Linked DNA regions of Mus musculus: region 1 is linked to region 2. Evidence: chromatin contacts called from ENCODE POLR2A ChIA-PET data. All regions are on one chromosome and are shown on one strand. Each heading gives the region's core, a stretch centred on a gene start or an enhancer-like site at or near the end of the contact. The rest is flanking DNA. Distances are from core to core; before and after follow the strand shown.

Region 1 (4,667 bases), core at 1,939-4,438, 150 kb after region 2:
CATCTTCCAGGGGTCCCAGGAAGCTTTGGGGGGCTCGGGCTCAGAGAGCAATCAACTCGCCGAGGTCCGGGGGTGCATCGAGGGGAGAAGGCGACTCAAGAGGGGGAAGGGACAAAGTTTGAAAGTGCCCTTCCAACTCTTTCAGGGAAAGTTTCCTTGAGGGCCTCGCAGGCAGAGAGGGGGTAGGGGTGTCAGAGGAGCTGTGGTCGGGTGACCCCCGAGAGGTGACCGGACCCTGGGGAGGCGACCCCTCCCCCCTTGTCCCGACTCGGCCCGGCTGGGAGTCGCCCAGCTCAGGGCCGCGTGTGTTAGTTGGGGCCGCTTCTGAGCCGCTCCGCCAGGTTGGGGGACCCCGCAGGCATCCGGGAGTGGGGCTCCTGGTAGTCCCAGGGGGGAGCTTTCCGACGGGGGGTCTCAAGCCCCGGGGCTCCCCGGCTCCGCAGAGCCAGCCCCCCGCAAAGGGGAAATGTGCCGGCGCCCCAGCGCTCCTCGGCGCCGTTTGAGGCTCGTGGCGGGCGCGGGGGGCGGCGGCCGGGGCGCCAGGGTCCCCAGAAGGGAAGCCTAGGGAGCCGGGCAGAGACCTCGAGAGACGGCGGGCAGCGGGAAGGCCCGGGCCGCCGGGAAAGGTCGAGTTTGCTCGGCGGAAGAAACACAGATGGCGGCAGCGCGGCGCCATTCCGGGCCGGGAGCAGGCAGCCAGCAGCCCAGTCCTCACCGCGGTCCGCCCGCCGCCGCTAAATACCCGGATGCGCCGCCCGAGCGCCAGACGCAGAGCTGGGAAAAGGGAGGCTGTGGAGGCGGAGGCAGCGCCAGGCGCCGGGCGAGCGACCGAACGGTGGGGGCTGGGAGCGCAGAGCAGCTCGCGACCCGCGCCGGGAGGACAGGAGCCACGCGTAGCCCGCGTCCCCGGCAGCCGCACTTGCGTCTGGCCTGCTAGTGGAGCGGGAGAGCAGATCGCGAGTCAGGTTCTGCACAGCCTCCGGCGAGGGCTGGCCCATCGGAAGGCTCCTTGAACAGTGGGAGCAGGCCGGCCACCATGACCGAGAACTCCACCTCCGCCCCGGCGGCGAAGCCCAAACGGGCCAAGGCTTCCAAGAAGTCCACGGACCACCCCAAGTATTCAGACATGATCGTGGCTGCTATCCAGGCAGAGAAGAACCGTGCCGGCTCCTCGCGCCAGTCCATCCAAAAGTATATCAAGAGCCACTACAAGGTGGGTGAGAACGCCGACTCCCAGATCAAGTTGTCCATCAAGCGCCTAGTGACCACCGGTGTTCTCAAGCAAACCAAAGGGGTGGGCGCCTCGGGGTCCTTCAGGCTGGCCAAGGGCGATGAGCCCAAAAGGTCGGTGGCTTTCAAGAAGACCAAGAAGGAAGTCAAGAAAGTGGCCACTCCAAAGAAGGCAGCCAAGCCCAAGAAGGCTGCCTCCAAAGCCCCAAGCAAGAAACCCAAAGCCACCCCTGTCAAGAAGGCCAAGAAGAAGCCGGCTGCCACGCCCAAGAAAGCCAAAAAGCCCAAGGTTGTCAAAGTCAAACCAGTCAAGGCCTCCAAACCCAAGAAGGCCAAAACCGTGAAGCCCAAAGCCAAGTCGAGTGCCAAGAGGGCCAGCAAGAAGAAGTGAAGACTTTGCTTGGGGACACTCCTTCCTCCCTCCTGTTTTCTGTAAATACATTTCCTCACTTGATTCCATCTGCAACCCTTTGCCCATTCTATTCTGACTTTATTAAAGAGGACAGAGTTTGGATCCCTCATACAGACATTGTGGAATGACTCCTTTTTCCTTAACCTATTGTGCAAGGACAGCAAACAGACCTCATCTTTGTAATGATGGAGACGTACTTTTTTCTTGATTTGATATTAACCTTCTTACGGGGTTAGGGATGGGAGGGGGGAGGATGTGTGTTTCAGTCGGTGGTTTGTTTACTATGAAGGAACTGGCAAAGTTCTGGCTAGGTGAGGGGACCCAGGAACTAAGGTTTGTCTTCCAAGACTTTCTTAGACTGCTTGTCCCTCGTGAGCTTTTCAAAACCTTTGATGGGGAGCAGGTGACACCCCACCTAGCTGGCCAAGGAGGGAGGGAAAATTCCCTGGGGCTGCCCTACCAACGGTGGTAAGTTGGAGACCTGGTTGCTTTTTCTCTTCTGCCCTAGTGCCTCCCCATTGTCTAAAGGGGCAAAGGGGTCCAAGTGACAGCTGGTTAGAGAAGCCATAGCTTCTCACAACCAGGATCTAGCCATTGGGAAGGAGGGGTCTTTTTCAGTAGTCTCTGGTTAAATGCGAGTGGACTTAGGGGGAGGGGTGGGTAATCAGCCAAGTGCCTCAGTGTGCCTATGGAAACTTGGGTTTTTTCCACACGATTGATGGATTGCGTCCTAGCAGGACTTTGTACGTTTCCTTTCTTCCCTTTCCTGTGTAAGATGTGGCTTTGCTTGGTGCCGCTTCAGGTCTACCAGCTGCCACTTAAAACCCTCCAACCTCTTTTACTCTTTGAGTTTTTTTTCTAAGTAGCGGAGGAGGGGGAGAGGCAGGGAGTGGACTGTAAGACATACTCCAGTTGATTCGAATTTGCTAGGTAGCTTTAGAGAGGCAGGATTGTGTGCATGTGTGTATATGTATATATCCATATCTAAGACTAGGACTTAGTCTCACTTCGGGAGCTGGGAGAAAAAAATCTGTACAGTTGTCTTTCTCTTATTTTAATAAAATTAGAAACTCGCGCACCCTACCCCACCCCTTTTTAAACAAGTGTAACTAGTGCCCGGGAGAAATTACTGTGGTTGTAATTTTAAAACTTTAAAATAAAACTGGAAAGGAAAAAATCTGAGTGGTGCGTTTTTCTTTAACTGGAGGAGAGAGGAGCGATCTGACGGGCAATGTGGGGACGCCACGTTCGCGCCAGAGAATAGCAAAGCTTTGGAGTGACAGGGACGCTCCAACAGGAGGGTCAGCTGGGCACGTAGGTGGGTCTTCGGGAGAGGTAGGTGTGTAGGCAAGGTCTCGGGAGGAGAGGCGTTGAAGTCGCTTTCTCCGCCTACTCAGCTTCCCCATCGCGGACCTCCCGGGTGTCGACTTACAAATCAATCCTTTCTTGGCGGGCCGACGCTGTCAGGCTCCGCCCGCGGGTGGAGTCTCCCATCCTTTTAAAGTGAGCTCCTGTTGTTCTGATTTGCTGCCGGGGCCCTGCCCACGTCACGTGACGGGGAGCACTAGACTTCAGGCTGGCCAGCGCACTTTAGCCTGTGGGCGCGATGTGGGCCAGCTTCATGTGGCACGGGGCGCTGTCCCCTGGCCGCCGCGCACATTCAGCGCTGGCTCAGTTGCGCTGCATCCTGGACAGCGAACTGGAAGGGATCCGCGGAGCCGGCACCTGGAAGAGTGAGCGTGTGATCACGTCCCGCCAGGGACCGAGCATCCGCGTGGACGGCATCTCGGGAGGTAACTTCCCCTCCTGAGAGTCCTCGTACCTGGTCAGGAGGCCAAGAGCCCTTCCAAGGCTTGCATGTGAATGGAGGCCCTAGGGTGGGTGTGGGAGAGGCACGTGCACTCTTAGCTGCTGGTCTGTCTGGGGCACACTATGGCCTCCTTGTGTTAACTCCACCTGTTTAAACCTGTTTCAAAGGAGGGAGGTGATTTTAATCCGTCAGCACCTTTTGGGTGAGAGAGCTAGGCTGCACTGAGACCCCACCCTATGAGAAAAAGAGAGCGATATCCAGCTGCCTCAGCTCCCTACACCTAGTTTCCAGGAGGAGTGACTGGAACAAAACTTTCCTTGAGCAGATGTGTGTGAAGGGCTCCAGTTGCTGCACCTTTACTCATGATGGCATCTGTATGCAAGAGGGACCATTCCCCCCCCCCCCCTTGGTTTTTTGAGACAGGGTTTCTCTGTGTAGTCCTGGCTGTCCTGGAACCTGCTCTGTAGACCAGGCTAGCCTCAGCCTCCAAATTGATCTCAGCATCCAAATTGCTGAGATCAAAGACATACAGCACCAAGCCTGGTTTGAGAGACCAATTTTTAGGGAAAGGAAATATGCTGTTATCCCAGCATTCAGGTCTATACAGAGAAACCCTGTCTCAAAAAACATAAATAAATAAGAAAGGAAGAAGGTGAAATACAAGTAGATTTCCCCAGACCCTTCACTGGTCAGCTCCAGTGTCCCAGGATATTGGAGTGGAAGACCAGCTTCCTCCCAAGAGGCTAAAGTCTTTTTTTTTTTAAGATTTATTTATTATTATATGTAAATACACTGTAGCTGTCTTCAGACACTCCAGAAGAGGGAGTCAGATTTTGTTACAGATGGTTGTGAGCCACCATGTGGTTGCTGGGATTTGAACTCTGGACCTTCGGAAGAGCAGTCGGGTGCTCTTACCCACTGAGCCATCTCACCAGCCATGAGGCTAAAGTCTTAAGCAAGTAAGGGGACTAAGGCTGCAGAAGTTCTCATGCCTGTACCTGTCTTTCCCTAAAGAGAACCATAAAATGAACCTCTTGTCTTCTAACAATACCTTCAGCCGGACCAAACAGCTCTCCCGGAGTGATTTCAGAGAGATATATAATCAGTAGGTTGGGGATGTGGCTCAGTGGCAGAGCGCTTACCCAGCTCACATGAGGCTGTGGGTTCAATTCCCAGCACTCACACCACACACAAATGATGAGACATTGGGAGAAT
Region 2 (5,039 bases), core at 1,005-3,504:
CACCTGAGGCTCACTTTGCCTGACCCAGAGGCAGTCAGACCCCCTGCTTGTCCCCTCCTAGGTAAATAAAATCTCTTTGGGGCTGAGGATTTAGTGTCTGCTTGTGCTCTGTGCCGATTCTGAGATCCCTTCAGTGTGGGCAGGCGCCATGCTTTGAGGCACTATGCTCTGAACCCCGGCACCTTCTGGACCCCAGCACTATTTTAGGTCTCAGGACACTGTGCCCGCTAGTTCTGTGAACTTGACAGATTTCCAATCACCTGGTCGATGAGCTGCTGCTCGTGCCTCAGGAGGATTACCCTGCCTGAGTCTACTGAGCTGGGAAGACCTGCCCACTGTGGGTGGCACCATCCCCGATGGGGAACCTGTACTGTGTGAGTGGAGAAAGGGCGGGAAGCAGTGTGCATTCCACACTCTCTCTGCCCTGTTTCTCAGCTGCAGCTGTGATGGGCCCAGCTGCCACCGCCTTGATTTCTCCTCCCCTTGAATTGTGGGAAACCCTGTCTTCTTTAAGTTGCTTTTATCAGAGCAGTTTAATCACAGCAACAGGAAAAGAAACTCAGGGATTCACCAGATGCAATGCTTCAGGATGAGACTTCCCAGAGGCAGGGAGGGACACAAACCACAAGCATGCAAAGAAATACACTGTGGGGCAGCTGGAGGTTAGAGCTCAGGTGGTGATGTGTCTGCCTAACATGTTTATATGAAATGCTAGGTACCACAGAAATCGCCAGCTTGGGCTATAAGGACTCTAGATGGAGGCAGAAGTAGCTGGAGATGTCTCTCAGTTGGTAGCGTGTTGCTTAGCTTGCAAGAAGTCCTATTCTCTTGCAGGTGTGGTGATGCACGCAGAAGGTGGAGAAAGAAGGATCAGAGATCAAGTCTATAGTGCGTTCAAGGCCTGCCTAGGCTTACAGGAGACCCTGCCTCTGTCGCTCCACCAAAAGTGCCTGTGAGTAGTGATCTGACTTTAAATCAATTTGGCAAATGCAGTTTGGGTTTTTGTTTTGGGTTTTGTTCTGTGTAGCCCTGGGTCCTGGAACTCGCTCCGTAGACCAGGCTGACTTTGAACTCGGAGATTCACCTGCCTCTTCCTCTCAAGTGCTAGGTGGCGTGCGCCACCACTGCCCGGCCTGCAGTTGGGTTTTATTTCATTAACAATTTTAAAAATAAAGAAAACAAAGCAGGCGGAGCCCATCTTGTTACCCTCTCCCGTATCTTATAGGTTGCAGGAGAGAATTAAACGTCTCACTGAGAGTTGGGTTCAGAAGAAAACCCGACTGAAATGAGGTAACTGGTTCTGCAAGGTGAATACTGATCCCTCCAAGGCCACAGGCATGCGGAACTGGATTCGCCGGTTCCTTGGTCTCAGATGCTCTTTAACTCTTCCTGGCACAGGCTCGCTGGAGAGGGCACAGTAGCCAGTTCCCCCGACGGCCGCCAGAGGCTACAGAGAGCGAACTGGCATTCCTGAGAATTAGCCAAGGCGACCGCAGAGGGTGGAAAAAGCGGGTGAAAGTACCTCACATTTTGCCTCCTCCTAAACCACCTCAAAAAAAGAGCCTGACGTCGTCACCATTCCAGTTTGGGGAAAGATAACCTCTCATTTTGCCACCACCTCTCTGGCTTCCCCATCACCTTGAGAGTGTTACGTGCTTTGAGATACGATATTCCACACTGGCCTTGAACTGATAACCTCCTGCCTCTGTCTGATAAGTGCGGGCGTTATCATCACCTTGTAGGATATATATCTGGCCTTGTCTTTCTCTCCAGGGCTGGGCACCGAATAACCCAAATGCAAGGAGTTTCTAAACTGAATGCAGAATTAAGTACTCGGTGCAAGCACTGACCCCTAATGACCTCAGGCAAACTCATAACCTGGCTCCCGGGTTTGAATGTAGATTCATAGGTTAAGAAAAAAAAAAGACTTAGCCCTTTGCTGGGCGTGGTGGCACACTTCTTTAATGTCTGCACTTGGGAGGCGGAAAAAGGCGGATCTCAGGAATTCCACGCCAGCCTATTCTACAGAGCGAGCTTCAGGACTGCCAGAGCAAGACAGTGAGCCCTTGTCTCAAAGGGGAAAAAACTGCTCAGAACAATGCCTAGGGCTTTAAGAGCTAAACAAACGTTAGCTTAACCTCATCGCGTTGGCGGCGGCCACAGTGCCCAGTTGCCCTTTTAAGGGACTTTGACATCTTCCCACGTAAGCGGAAGTACCCCTGAGGGCTCCGGAAGTGACTTCAGAACCCCTTCAGAAACATGGCTCCGGAGCGTTGTCCCGGAAGCGGTCACGGGTCTCTGCGTGACGCTAACTGAGTTAGAGCGGTCCCGCGGGGTTTCTATGGTGCCGCCCGCCACCCCCAGGCTCTCCTCTTCCTCTCCCGCCCGAGCGCCCGGAGCTGCGAGGCCGCCGACCAGCCCCACCGGCGACTCCGCCAGCCGCCAGGGGGAGGGGCGCCGACGAGGCGACGCTCTAGGCGGCTCCACCCGCGTCTCGATGGTGCCCGGCGTCCCGGTGCCGCGTTCCTACTCCGCGGGGTGGACGCGGCCCCTTTAACCGGCCGAGGGCGGAGCCGAGGAGTTCCCGCGAGAGCGGCCGGGGGGCGGGGGGCGGCGCCGAGGCCGGGGGCCCGTGGCGGATGGAGCCCGCGATGGAGCCGGAGACTCTGGAGGCACGAATCAGTGAGTGTCCGGGAGGGGCGCGAGCCGGACCGGAACCGGAACCGGGGGCGCGAGGCTGGCCCCTCTCTCTCTCCCGGCGGGGCGGGGTCCGCGCGCCCCCTCCTCACGCCCCGCCCCCCGACCCGGAGGGGCGGCGCCCCAGTCTGTCGCTCCGCTCGGACCCTGGCAGCTGCGCGCAGCCTGGCCGGGAGCGGGCGCCGCCCACCCACCCCGGTGACCCGGTGGCGCAGAGTTATCCCGGACCCCCGAAGGCCCTGCCTGTTGCACCAAAGCGCAGACCCTCGAGTCTTCCCCTAGAGGGATCCCCCCACTTCCTCAGGGCCTGAGTCTTTCAAACCCTGTGCCCGCAGCTCTTCTTAGATCTGCTCGGTCCCCCAGCCCAGGAAAGGGGGGACCCCTGGCCCATCTGATCCAGCTCTGTCCGCGCCTGGAGAAACTCCCAGTGCTTGAAAGGGTCCCGTCTAAGACTCCATAAGGAAATCAAGTTCTCTGTCGTTATACCCAAGCCCAGCCTTGCTTTGCGTCCCAGATTGCTTTCCTAGCCCCTGCTGAGCCTCCTCCCCAGGCCTCTGTCCTTGTTTCCTGTCTCCTTCGAAACAGCTTCCTCCAACTCTGGCTTCCAAGCCCCATCCTCTGTTCTCCCTGTCCCACACTGCTTGTTGAAGATCCTTGGCCTTGCCAACCCCATTCCTGAACTCTGCCCCTGGGAGCTGCAGGTTGGCTCTTCTGGTCCATTTAGTGACAGGTCTGTCCCAAGGCCTTTCAGGGATGTGACCCAGAGAAGCCTTCCGGTCTATCCTCAAGCTCAACCTCCTGGTCTGAGATATAGCAAGGATCTGTGCAGGGTGGTGTGGGCCGACATGGTCAGCATCTTTGAAGCCAGCCTCGAAGGAAGTTGAACTGGAAGGTTGATTCCCAGAGCTCACCGATCTGGGGGGGGGGGGGGGGGCGGAGGAGAGTCAGCCTGGCAGTGGGGTTGATTGGTGGTTAGAAGGAGACAGTGACCATGGACTGCATGAGATACAGTACTGCACGGGTCTCAGGAGGTCAGAGGTAAAAGAGGACCATAGATATTTTCCCCATCTGTCTTAGTCAGGGTTTCTATTCCTGCACAAACATCATGACCAAGAAGCAAGTTGGGGAGGAAAGGATTTATTCAGCTTACATTTTCCACATTGCTGTTAATCACCAAAGGATGTCAGGACTGGAACTCAAGCAGGTCAGGAAGCAGGAGCTGATACAGAGGCCATGGAGGGATATTCTTTACTGGCTTGCTTTCCCTGGCTTGCTCAGCCTGCTCTCTTATAGAACCAAGACTACCAGCCCAGAGATGGTCCCACCCACAATGGGCCTTTCCCCCTTGATCACTAATTGAGAAAATGCCTTACAGCTGGATCTCATGGAGGCACTTCCCCAACTGAAGCTGCTTTCTCTGTGATAACTCCAGCTGTGTCAAGTTGACACAAAACTAGCCAGGACAGCATCTGAAGAGTCATGCCCAGTTGTGAAATACCTCTCTCCCTCAAGTACTTTCCTCTGCCACTTGCCAGGGGAGATGAGCCCCCCCCCCCACACACACACACACACGCACACGCACTGTGGAGGTTGGGGAAAGGGGTGGGGTCATGTCTCTTCCAGTTCTAAGATCTTCCGTTTGCTCAATGCTGGGGAGAAACTGATCCTGGCCAGAGTTTCCTCTTCCCTGGCTCCTGACTCGGATTGCTTGGCTCCACCCTTGCTGGGGCTCACGTGCCTTTGACACTTCGAGGACTTCCTGTTCTAGCCCTTTTTCTCAGCTGTCACTGAGAGGCCAGTACCCCGAACCTTCTCCTTGCCTCCAGATTGCAGGCTCTCTTCCCAGTGTTCAGTCCCTTAGCCATTGTGGGGGACTGGGAGGTCGGGAAATGTGCAGCCTGACCTAAGGAAGAAGAGATGTTGCTGGTGTCCCTGGGGGCCTCACTGGTGACATCTGTTCCTCTCAAGGACTGGAGGGTCACCCACAAGGTTCCTGGGATAGATTGGTACCAGAAAGAATGCTGCTTCAGCCTCTGGCCATCCATCTTGCCTCTGAGCCCCCGGGAGAGAGCAGCCTGCCCCAGCTCCTTCCATCCCTCCCCTGCTCCCTCCCCTGCTCTGCCCGTCTTCATAGCGCTTCTGAGATCGCTAATCTGAGTACTCAGAGATGCTCTGTTTGCGCCAGTGAGTTTCAGGAAAGAAGAGCTTTTGTCCACCACCGTATTTTTTCTTTTTCTTTTTAACTATGGATTAAGTGAATGGCTGCCGGACACTGAGGGTGTCTAGGCCCCCAGACATAGCATAGGTCCCCAACTGAGCAGGTGCCACATCCTGGGCCCTAG

What was found. ChIA-PET counts read pairs that join two places held with the same protein, here RNA polymerase II (POLR2A).
Region 1: POLR2A ChIA-PET joins it to region 2 with 10 read pairs in Patski. The contact joins the promoter of Gcat here to the promoter of Gga1 in region 2. POLR2A ChIA-PET finds 5 or more read pairs at or near these places in 3 of 5 experiments (Patski and embryonic stem cell).

Annotation. Positions count from the first base shown.
Region 1 is chr15:79,027,686-79,032,352 of GRCm38, forward strand. It overlaps Gcat (glycine C-acetyltransferase (2-amino-3-ketobutyrate-coenzyme A ligase)), which reads left to right and starts at 3,189. Exons shown (of 9, transcript NM_013847.4): 1 at 3,189-3,435. The coding sequence starts at 3,249. It overlaps H1f0 (H1.0 linker histone), which reads left to right and starts at 527. Exons shown (of 1, transcript NM_008197.3): 1 at 527-2,819. The coding sequence starts at 1,037. The coding sequence ends at 1,621.
Region 2 is chr15:78,874,936-78,879,974 of GRCm38, forward strand. Gga1 (golgi associated, gamma adaptin ear containing, ARF binding protein 1) reads left to right here and starts at 2,255. Exons shown (of 17, transcript NM_145929.2): 1 at 2,255-2,682. The coding sequence starts at 2,640.